Regions from separate parts of the Homo sapiens genome. Here region 2 is linked to region 1. Evidence: chromatin loops called from intact Hi-C (ENCODE). Cell type or tissue: natural killer cell. All regions are shown on one strand. Links, peaks and the distances in the headings refer to the core of each region. The heading gives the core; the rest is flanking DNA. Region 1 overlaps GLCCI1 (glucocorticoid induced 1). Region 2 overlaps ICA1 (islet cell autoantigen 1).

What was found. Peaks named below come from ENCODE experiments on the same cell type or tissue, not always from the same donor. Only the 100,000 strongest peaks of a DNase experiment are listed, where the experiment ranks them.
Region 2: a loop joins it to region 1, with 4 times the contacts of the local background. A loop is called at or near these places in 1 of 110 quality-filtered maps.

What each region holds. Positions count from the first base shown.
Region 1 is chr7:8,011,249-8,021,300 of GRCh38, reverse strand. All of the region lies in intron 2 of GLCCI1 (glucocorticoid induced 1), which reads right to left. Among named protein-coding and RNA genes, the nearest start is that of GLCCI1, 47 kb to the right of the region's middle. In natural killer cell, for the core only: no CTCF peak of the experiment used is centred there; a DNase peak (open chromatin) is centred at 5,980; H3K4me3 peaks cover 336 bases; H3K27ac peaks cover 1,545 bases.
Region 2 is chr7:8,128,373-8,130,872 of GRCh38, reverse strand. All of the region lies in intron 12 of ICA1 (islet cell autoantigen 1), which reads left to right. Among named protein-coding and RNA genes, the nearest start is that of ICA1, 130 kb to the left of the region's middle. In natural killer cell, for the core only: no CTCF peak of the experiment used is centred there; DNase peaks (open chromatin) are centred at 1,372 and 1,692; H3K27ac peaks cover 2,064 bases.

The DNA of each region.
Region 1 (10,052 bases), core at 4,650-7,149:
GCTTTAAAAATTATTTTTCAATACATGCTGAAAAAGGTATCATTTATATTAAGGCCATACTTGTGACTACATAATATGTAAGTTCTTATGAAGAAGTCATCAGTTCTATTTTACAGTTCAAAATGCTTGTGGAAAACTTTTAAAATAATCACCACGTCTTAAAAGCAATGATATTCAAAAAAACCGTTAACAACTGAATGCTAGCTGAATAAACACAAAAATAAACTGCTTGAGCAGTTCACTAGTAAAAAGAAGTTTTTAAGTCAATTGACAGAGTAAAATACTTTATTCAATCAGCAAGACCACGGATAAGAGGTATCAATATATTAAATAAGTTGCTTATAAAAAACTATTACTTATTAGAATTTCCTATGTTCCGTCCTAGATAAGATGACGTACTCTGAAAATAATTCAACCCTCCAAATCATTGTATCCTTAATAATGAATTTATTCCAAAATTATTCAATTGTTTAGTCACTTTTATTTTGATAATTTATATAACTTAATGGTTTTACCTGTCTAGCAACTGAGCATTACTCTTATCAAAATGAAAAGATTAAGAATCATAATCTTTATAACTCAAAGTATATTCACAGAAAATGAGTCAAATTTTTAGCATTTTCCACAATTATTCAAAATCAACATTTATAATATGAATTACATTCATTTTGTACAGCCCTTTTTCAAAGGACATTTACATATACTGTATCTCCAACTTACAGATAAATTAATAGCCACAAAAATTCTGCAACTGCTTCAACACTGGCAAGCACGCCAACAGCAAAAGGAACTAAATCTGAGTTCTCTTATCTCACAGATTATCTTCTTTCTTCCTATTATCCTTTTCTTAAAAATGAATATGAAAACTTATTCAGTTATTTCAGAGTGTGTTATTTACACAAAAGAATTACCTACAAAAGAAATCAAGTTAGTAGTATATGTATAGTTATGTGCTGCATAACAATGTTTTGGTCAATGATGGATGGTATACCTAACAGTGGTCCCATAAAATTATAATGAAGCTGAAAAATTCCTATTACCTAGTGATGTCTTGATGATCCTGATCTTGTGTGGGCCTAGGCTAATGTGTATGTTTGTCTTAGCTTTAAAAAAAAGTCTAAAAAGGAAATAAATAAACAAATAAATAAATAAAAGCTTACAGAATAAGAATAGTTTGTTATGGTTGTAAAATATGTTTGTGTTTTAAGCTAAGTGTTATTATGAAAGGCTCAAAAAGCTAAACAAAATTAAGTTTATGAAGTAAAAATGTTATGGTAAGCTAAGGTTAACATTACTGAAGAAAGAAAAGTATTTGTTATAAACTTAGTGTAACCTAAATGTGCAGTGCTTAGAAAGTCTACAGTAGTTTACGGTAATACCCTAAGCCTTCACATTCACTCACCGCTCACTGACCCAATTGGAGCAGGTTCCAGTCCTGCAAACTCCATTCCATGGTACATGCCCTATACAGGTGTATCATTTTCTACCTTTATGTATTATATTTTTACTGTGCCTTTTCTATGTTTATATATACAAATATCACTACGTTACAGTTGCCTACAGTCTGCATTACGGTAACATGCTGTACAGTTTTGTAGCCTAAGAGCAACGGGCTATGCCACATAGCCTCAGTGTGTAGTAGGCTACACCATCTAGGTTTGTGTAAGTACACTCTATGATGTTCGCACAGCGATGAATGCCTAACGATGCATTTCTCAAAACATATCCCCCTCATGAAGTGACAGTGACTGTAGTTTAAAAAAAAGAAAAACGACTGAAAGAGTTCTCTCAATCATGTAACTATAGAATGCATATAATTTAAGGTCATCATAGTATTAACTTTCCAAAAATATCCCCCAAAGAGTAGTTTTAATTCCATCAATTTAAAATAAACAGTATAAAAAAATTCTCATCTACAAATATATTCTATAGATTGAATTGTCCAATACAACAGCTACTAGCCACATGTGCCTATTTAGATTTAAATTAATGAGGACCTAATAAAACTAAACTTCCTTAGTCACACTTAGCACATTTTAAAAGCTCAATAACCACATGTGGCTACCGGCTGTCATATAGGACAACACAAATATAGAACATTTCCAATACTAAAGAAAGTTCAATTGGAGGGCAGTGTTCTATACACTGATCACTGATTTTTAATGAGTTATTTTAGCCAAAACAAAACCAAAAGATGGCTACCAAAATCAAATCTATTTAAAGCTGATGATTAAGAAGTCACAGAAGTGACTAATTTGAATCCAATTTATTAAACCTGTGTATTTGAGAAATGTTTTACCATTTCAATCAGGAAAATAACACAAAGTAGCAAAAGTTCTTTCCTTTCATATCAGCAAGCAGCCCCTTCCAACTGGTCTGTTATTCTGTCCATTAATCTAGACTAGAATTTTTTAAATAGTGCTACATATAACCATGCCTTTGGTGTTAAAAGGAGTAGACAAAAAGGGTTCCACAGTTAAATAAATTTAGGAAAAACTGTAATATCATACCATCATTTAAAAGAAATGAAACTTCTGTACACTTGAACAATGCAGAACTAAAACCTATCTGTAAGACTATTAACAAAAAAGGTAGTTGGAAAAAAAAAGCCTCTATGTAAAAAGGATACCTATAGGTAGAAGGGGTCCTTTTCTATTCTCACTCCCTGGAAGTCTCCAAAGTCCAGACTATGAAATTTCTTTCCAACCTCTAGGGCCATCCTCCCAGCTCCAACCTGTGTGAGAACCACTTTTTCTCTAAGTAAAATACAAAGGGAATAATCCCACTGCACAGGACTAAAGAGGCTTCAAAATGAATACCATTAGAAAAATTATTTTTGGCTAGATCAACCAAAAAGCTTAAATACTGGGTGCTTTTGTTATGTATATCTTTATTCACTAACTAGAAAGGGCCAATATGCTTTTTAGTTTTATCAACTTCAAACCAGCTCAAACTAACTCCTAGCAAAAAACATGCTTTGTCAATGTGCAAAAGTCTAAAGCCACTTAAAAAAAATCCATCAACAAAAACATAACAAAATTCTTTAATCTTATTTAAATATTAAAAAATCTATTTTATGTGGTTCATCACTGGTCTTAAAATTTATTGTAGTTTATAAATCAATTATAGAAATATGAGTACTGACTGCTAATTATTTTATAGTACTTATAGCAATGATAAACCTAGCAAGAAATGAGATGTAATTAGCTGAAAAATCAATGATACCTATATTAAGAATTAATTATGACCACAGACTAATCTTAAATTATAAAAAAGTTTAGAATAGGTAATGACAAACCATTATTTACAAATATTTGTTTTTGTTTACAAAAATTTGTTTTTGACTAATAAAACAATTTTTAACTTCTTTTAAAACTTCTTTAAATATTATTTTGAAAAGTCTATCCTGATGAAGTATTACAAAGCAGCACAAAAGATTGTGGTTCTAGTGTAATTATCCTTTGCCTTTCTGGGAAGAGTGGTAACCAGATATAGTAAATAGCTGCTCTGATTAGCAAAGAGTGTAGAAAAAGGCAGAATTCAGCTCAAACAAAACACTGTGGAAGTTAAGACTGCATTTTTATTTTATGTAAAGTCGGAAGGTTTTTTTTTAAGCTTTAGGAATTCAGCAATAGCAGCACTTACATATTCAAATTTTTTATCAAGCTCCAACTCTATGCTAAGTTTTGTGCTCATTATGTTAGACCAGTTTCAAAGTGCAGTCCCCAAATGAGCAGCAGCATCATCACATGTTAGAAAAGCAAATTCTCAGGCTCAACCTCAGACTACTAGATCTGGAACTCTTAGATAAGGCCCAGAAATATACTTCTTATTTTTTAAGCAACCTTTTCAGATTATTCTGATGGATTCTAAAGTTTGAAAACCAGTGTTAGACTAAAAAATTGAAATCAATAAGATACGGAATCTGCACTCAAGGTGTCATGTTGACCATATACCCACTCATTTTTCTTGCTAGCTTTGAACATGTTATTGTTTTAAAATCTCTTACATCTGACAGAAAATCAGCAACACAGGTGATTACTACATATGGCCAAAAATATTTTTCACACCATTCTAAAAAACACCCACTGAAGTCATAAAAATAGTGCTAAGATGATGGCATGAATATCACCAATAGGATAACTAAGTAATGGAGGAGGGAGTAGCTTTCCTAAGAATGTAAATACGCTCTCCTGCACATGAACCTATAGATTTGAAGTACCATTTCTTATTTGTAAGACAGCAAACACACAATAACTACCTCTGACTGAATGAATCCTGACCTACCAGAAATTGTTTATTGAATTTCACAGCCCTCACATGCTCTGGGGTCACTTGTGTCATTTCTATGCCATTTCCTACCAGTCCAGACCTAATGTTCATAATTGTATAATCAATAGTTGATACTAGTAATAAAGACTTTTCCTGTCCACTTAATTCCATATTATTATATTTAAACCCGGTAACAGTAAAATACTATTGATTCTAATCAAAGGCAACTAATAAGTATCAGTGTCTGTTATGTCATAGATACTGTGCTAGAAGCTTAACATGGATTGTTTCATATAATCCTCATTGCAATAGGCTATGTTGACAATAATAGTTGTCCCCCAAAAGCTGTTAGAATTCCAATAGCATGGAAAAGTTTTCCCTTAGTTTATACTGGTTCCTAACAATATGGTATCTCCCATATCAATCATTCATTTATTCATTCATTTATACAAAACAGTATACCTTAAGAGGCATACTGCTTTCTCATACCATACCGTAAACTATGACCTAATTTTAAACTATAACTCTATGATCTTAATTGGTTTTTTTTGTTTGTTTTTGAGATGGAGTCTCGCTCTGTCGTCCAGGCTGGAGTGCAGTGGTGCGATCTCGGCTCGCTGCAAGCTCCACCTCCCGGGTTCACGCCATTCTCCTGCCTCAGCCTCCCGAGTAGTTGGGACTACAGGCGCCCACCACCACACCCGGCTAATTTTTTGTATTTTTAGTAGAGACGGGGTTTCACCATGTTAGCCAGGATGATCTTGATCTCCTGACCTCATGATCTGCCCACCTCGGTCTCCCAAAGTGCTGGGATTACAGGCGTAAGCCACCGCGCCCGGGCGATCTTAACTGTTAAGGCATAATGTCTCTAACGTAAAAATGTCTTTCTCAGTAAATTCTGTTTAATATTATCACAGGAATTTTTCATAGAAAATTGATACAAGATATAACAGGTTGAGAACCAATGTATAAGTCAATGTACAAAACCAACACAGGTCAGGGGACCAGAGTAAGAGTGTTATTCCAAATAAATACAACCTATTTCACAATTTTACCTAGAGTGTGCTTAGGGGCAAAGGCATGAGAAAGCAATGAAGAAAAACAGGTTAATTTTGTTTCCAGCTAAATGTTTCTCGTAAAGGGAAGAAAACTGAGTATCAGGGTAACGGGGGTATGGGAAAGGCCTTTCGCTGTATACTTTCTACTTTTGAAACAAATGAACACATAACGTATTAAAATTAATAAGTAGAATTTTGACTTTGGTAATTTTAGAGATGGTATTTGAAACTAATGAATAAAATGTTAAATATTTTAGTTATGGGTTAAAATCTTTCATTAATATAACTGAGTATATTCCTTTAGCAACCAAAGAAATTACTCCCTAAACCAGGAACATGACTAATTTGGTGTGAACTATTCAACTCTAGGATTCTACAATCCTCTGTCTCATAATTAGATGATGGCTGAGAGAAAAAGTAAAGGTGATCTCAACAGCCAGTCAGGGGCCAGCTCCATAAAAAATAATTTAGACCCCTAGAATGCAATCTAAGAGGCAAAAACAGTCAAATCTTCAGTCTTGCTTCCATTTCATGAAGAAGTCCCCCAGCCCCTAAAATGTTTCAGCAACTGCTGTTTCTTAAATATATTTCAAAAGCAAGCCCTTTGACAAGGGCACAGGAAACTCAGACAGCTGTATAAAGTGTGACTTTTGGTCAGGAAATGAATTTCTGATCAGAGTGATAAAACTGAAAGTTATTTTTTATATCAGTAAGTATTTGAGGTGCATCATCTGTTCCTTTGACTAAAGTCCTCCCTAACCAAGCTCCTTTCAGGAATGGAGGAAAAGGCTAGGTACTTTAAATATGACGTCAACAGAAAAGAATATATATGTTTTAGTTCAGAGTTAGTTAACTTTATTGAATGTTGCCTAAAGCCAAATGCTAACTACTTAGTCTGGATCTGTTTCTTAAAAACAAATAAAAACAAATAGATTTCTAGGGAAAGATGCTGACATAGAGGCAGGATCATAAAACTCCATAGACTGAAGTCTAATGAGATTAAGAGAAACTGCTTTATGTGCTTTTGGCATGTCTCATGTTTCACAGTTTAACTTTTAAAAATTAATTTAAAACAATAAAATACCAAATATAATAATACCATCACCTGGAGAAAGGGAAGTATCAGTATATGTAATTTTATTTAAGATCTAACCATCCCATCTCTCACCTCTCAGAGAATACAAGTTTTGAAATCTCTCCCTGATATCAACCAAGAGACCAAGTGCCATGGAAGAAATTAAGAAAATTTTCTAAAGTGCTACAATCCAAAAACATACTAGGCTAGTAAGTAAGTTACTTAGGTAAAATCCTTTCAGACCCAAGTGACAGAATTCAGATGATATTTATACTGTGTTATGCTAGAGCACAGAGGAAGGAAATCTTGCAAAACCTGTTTATGAAGCAAGTGTAAAAATACTCTAAGGCTCATGAAAAAAAATTAAGAACTCATTGCTGAATAATAAACAAATATAGAATTAACAAACATATTCACTGATGAAATGGCATTTTCCACATAAATTATTATTCCTGATTAAAACAAGAAAAACCATTAGTAAAATAAGCATGTGTACTCTACGTATAACAAACACACATGCTTCACAGCAAATGTCAGTATACCTTGTCCAGTGAGTAAACTAGATACATTACCATTAGAGTCAAGAAAGAGGCCAAGGCAGCCGGGTACAGTGGCTCACATCTGTCATCTCAGCACTTTGGGAGGCCGAGATGGGTGGATCACCTGAGGTCCACCTGAGGAATTTGAGACCAGCCTGACCAACATGGTGAAACCCCGTCTCTACTAAAAAATTAAAAAATTAGCTGGGCATGGTGGCGGGCGCCTGTAATTCCAGCTACTCGGGAGGCTAAGGCAGGAGAATCACTTGAACCTAGAAGGTGGAGGCTGCAGTGAGCCAAGACAGTGCCATTGCACTCCAGCCTGGGCGACAGAGCAAGACTCCGTCTCAAAAAAAAAAAAAAAAGTCAAGGCCTTCAGTACCATAACTGTTAGTTTACATGGTTCTCGGAGTGGCAACAAATGCAATTCCAAAAGAGGACACATACCAAGAAATAAATAACGAAAAGGATGTAGAATTACTATTTGGATGATCGTACAGCCGAAAAACCAAAGAAAATTACCTAAAAATTACTAGAAACAAGAAAAGTCAAGTTGAAGATGTCCTGTATGTAAATTAGATATTAAATATCCTAATTACAACAGCAACCAAAAAAGACAAAATATTTAGATATAAGTTTAACAAGAAATGTGTTGTTCCAATAAGAAGTTGTAAAATATTCTGAAGGGCAAACATAATACTTGAATGAATAAAAAGATATACCCCTTTCTTGGATAAGATTCAATATGGTAACAATTCCCCTGAATTCATATTTAATTGTAATATAAAACATTTTGAGGAATTGTACAAATTATAAAATTAACTGAGAAAAATAAATACGCAAGACTAGCCATACAAATTATTAAAATGAATTACTAAGCAATACAAATTAAAATCATTCAGTATTAAAAAAGATATTAATGGTATATAGTATAGCATAGAGAAGCCAGAAAGAGATCCAAATAAGAATGGAAATTTATGATATAACAATATCTCAAATCAGCAGGGAAAAGATAAACTCTTTATCAACTGTTAGTCACTTTGAAAAATAAATAAAGCTGGATATCACCTCATGCCTTCCATCAAAATAAACTCCAGAAATATCAAAGACACAAATATGTAAAAAGAAACATAAAACTATTAAAAGAAAATATAGTTTAAATGAAATTTTTTAACTTGGAGTGGAAAAAATCTTTCCCAATTATGGCATAATGCAAAAAGCCACAAGGCACAGACCACTGTGATAAATACAGCAGCCAGAAATAAACCCTAGCATATACGGTAAATTGATTTTTGATAAGGGTGTCGAGGCCATTCAATGGGAAAAGGACAGCCTTTTCAACAACTGGTGCTGGGAGAACTGGATATTCACATCCAAAAGAACGAAGTTGGACTCTTACCTTATACAAAAATGGACTCAAATGGATCAAAGACATAAACTTAAAGGCTAAAATTCTTAGAAGAAAATAAGAAGAAAGCTTCCTGACACTGGATTTGGCAAGGATTTCTTGAATATGCCAACAAAAGTACAGTCAACAAATGGAAAAATAGATAAACTGGACTTTATCAAAATTAAAAACTAGTACACTATCAAAAGAATAAAAAGGCAACCTGGCCAGGCGTGGTGGCTCACGCCTGTAATCCCAGTACTTTGGGAGGCTGAGGCGGGTGGATCACAAGGTCAGGAGATCAAGACCATCCTGGCTAACACGGTGAAACCCCGTCTCTACTAAAAAATACAAAAAATTAGCCGGGCATGGTGGCAGGCGCCTGTAGTCCCAGCTACTCGGGAGGCTGAGGCAGGAGAATGGCATGAACCCAGGAGGTGGAGCTTGCAGTGAGCCGAGATCACACCACTGCACTCCAGCCTGGGTGACAGAGCAAGACTCCATCTCAAAAAAAAAAAAAAAAAAAAAAAAAAAAAAGAATAAAAAGGCAACCCACAGAATGGGAGAAAATATTTGCAAACCATGTATCTGATAAGAGATTTATATCCAGTATATATAAAGAACTCCTAAAACTCAACAACAAAAAACCCAATTCAAAAATAGACAAAGGACTTGAATAGACATTTCTCCAAAAAAGAAATACAGATGGCCAAAAAGCAGATGAAGTGATGCTCAGCATCATTAATCATTTAGGAAATACAAATCGAAAATCAAAGTAAGATACCAGGTTGACTATTATGTTTTAAAAAAGGAAAAAAGAAAATATTGGCAAAGATGTAGAAAAACTGGACCCCTGGCTGGGCACGGTGACTCATGCCTGTAATCCTAGCACTTTGGAAGGCCGAGGCAAGCGGATCACAAGGTCGAGAGATTGAGACCATCCTGGCTAACACAGTGAAACCCCGTCTCTACTAAAAATACAAAAAATTAGCTGGGCGTGGTGGCGTGTGCCTGCAGTGCCAGCTGCTGGGGAGGCTGAGGCAGGAGAATGGCGTGAACCCGGGAGGCAGAGCTTGCAGTGAGCCAAGATAGTGCCACTGCATTCCTGCCTGGGCGACACAGCGAGACTCCATCTCAAAAAACAAACAAAAAAACAAAAAACAACAACAACAACAACAAGAAAAAACAACTGGACCCCTGTGCGTTGCTAATGTGAGTATAAAATACTACAGCCATAGTGGAAGACAGTACATCAGTTCATCAAAAATTTAAACACAGAATTACCCTATGATCTAGCAGTTCTACTTCTGGAAATATATACAAAAGAACTGAAAGCCGAGACTCGAAAAGATACCCACACACTAATGTTGCTAGCAGCATTATTTGCAACTGTCAAAAAGCAGAAACAACCTAAATGTCCACCCATAGACGAATGGATAAAGAAAATGTGGTATGTATATCTAATGGAATATTATTCTGCTTTAAAAAGGAAGGAAATTTTGACACACAGCTACAATGTCAAATCCTGAAATCATTATACTAAGTAAAATAAACCAGACAAAAAAGGAAAATACTGTATGATTTTCTTATATGAGGTTCCTAGAGTATATTCACAGAGACAGAAAATAGAATGATGGCTACCAGAGGCTGGCGTGTGGTGGGGAGGATGGAGAGCTAGTATTTAATAAACACAGAGTTTCAGCTGGAAAAAGTAAAAAAGT
Region 2 (2,500 bases), core at 1-2,500, 110 kb before region 1:
CACCAAAGTCCATTATAAACACCATAGCACAAAACCTAAACAATAAAAACAAAGATGGAGCTATTACAGTCTGTGGTTATTTTTAGAAGGCTTACAGTTTATTATTTGTTCTTGCTAATGTTAATGATGATCTTCCCTGGACAGACATCTGTACTAAAGTAGTGAAGCCTCCCTGAGGGTTTGACTTAGTGGAGGGCTGTATAAAGCGACTGTAGAAGGAACATACGTCATTTCCAAGGTGCATTTGAAATTATCTGCTCCTCCAGGGTCTACACATTGACTTGACTTGGTTTCAATAGAATAGGTTTGGTTCAGTAATTATCTGGTTTCAGTCAGGGCAAAAAGTAAACTATAAGAAAGGGTTTGGGCATTCCAGTCCTACCTGAAAGTAGGAAGTATAGAGTTCTGTAATGTTAATAATCCTTAAAAAGGTGATGCTGGAGAGGGGAGCATGCGTAGATACAGGTGTTGATGGACACATCCTGAGCTGCGAAGGTTGCTTTCCTTTCCTTCAGCTCCTGCCTTCATCCACAGAGGTGGGCCACCTGCCTGACCTTACAGTCCTGCCTCGCCCACCATGTGCAGGCTCAAGTGGTTCCTGAACTACCCTGTTAATATCACACTGTCGAAATACCATTCGACCCAGCCATCCCATTACTGGGTATAGACCCAAAGGATTATAAATCATGCTGCTATAAAGACACATGCCCACGTATGTTTATTGCGGCACTAGCAGCAAAGACTTGGAACCAACCCAAATGTCCAACAATGATAGACTGGATTAAGAAAATGTGGCACATATACACCATGGAATACTATGCAGCCATAAAAAAGGATGAGTTCATGTCCTTTGTAGGGACATGGATGAAGCTGGAAACCATCATTCTCAGCAAACTATCGCCAAGGACAAAAAACCAAATACCGCATATTCTATCTCGTAGGTGGGAATTGAACAATGAGAACACATGGACACAGGAAGGGGAACATCACACACCGGGGACTGTTGTGGGGTGGGGGGAGGGGGGAGGGATACCATTAGGAGATATACCTAATGTTAAATGACGAGTTAATGGGTGCAACACACCAGCATGGCACATGTATACATATGTAACAAACCTGCACGTTGTGCACATTTACCCTAAAACTTAAAGTATAATAATAATAATTTTAAAAAAAATCACACTGTCTCAGAAGCCTGTTTAAAATGCCATTTGCCCCATCTTCTCACCCACAACACCTACAGGCTAGCTCTTAGTGAGAATTTCTGTGATAACACAAACAATAAGAATGCTTACATTAGACAGTTGTCCGACTAAAGTGATGTTTTGCCACTATTTTTAAACCACAGGGACATGAGAGTGACTAGATTCTTCCCCTCCCTGATTTATAGCCTGTCTGCTCAGCACATCAGAAATCCCCTTCATCTTTAGATCTTTATGTAAAGTGTGATTGAAAATAGATCCAGTAAAGCCAACACAGAGAACTTTTTTTTTTTTAAAAAAAAAGCCTTTACTTACTAATTATCTTATACATTTGAAGAAAACCTGGTCATCTCATTTAATATGACCATATCAGAATTGCAGCATGTCTCAGAAAAAAAACATAAATCATGATTTTTTTCTTCTCTTTGTGAATTAACAACAAAAATGTTTATAGTTTCCAAGTGGCAGTTAGATACCACCACAAAGCCACAGTTGATAACACCATCAGTCTTTGGTTCTCAAAATAAGTAATAAACCCAGTGAAAGGACTTGGTGTAAGATTTCTGATAGTAATGCTACTTGTATTCAATATTCAGTATTCTGCCAATGTTCGTAATGTAAGGATGGCTGCCTTCTTTAAAGCCTTCCTTCTGGAAAGGCAATTAGGTTTAAAGTGTATTTCTTTTGGTCTTCCTGACAACACCGAGGTGGCCGTTATTAACATGATAACCTTGTGGATGAGCAAACAGAGGCTCAAGGGGGTCTAAGGGTTTTTACCGAAGTCACATAGCAGCGAAGGGGTGGACCTGAGGCTTCCCCTCTGATCCGGTGCTCACTTCAACGCCCCTCGAACTGTGTCTCTAGCCTGTGAAGCTCCCTGACTCGCAGCCTCTTTCCCTTTTATTTTATTGCTGCAAAAGGCACTTAGGCAAACCAGACCCACTTTTCCTTTGCTTCATGCAATGGAGTTTCAGCAAAGTGGGAAGGAAGTAAGGATGCCTCTCTTGGGCATTGTTGAGCTCTGGACATCCTCCCCTTCACTGTCGTGCCCTGGGCCAGGGCATGGTGAAAGTTCTCTCCCCATCCTGGGTGGCAGGACAGGCTGCCACATGGCGTGTTGCTGTTCCAGCCCAGGCAATGTGTATTGAGGGCTTGCGTGGGAAGATTTGGGAAGCTATGCAAACAAGGAACTAAGATCTCCAACATGTTTTCAATCTTGGCCTTGTTTCATATCTGAGAAATGTTTTGGTAAATTTGTTTTTATATTAAAGAAAAACCAAAATCCTAGAGTCTGATGC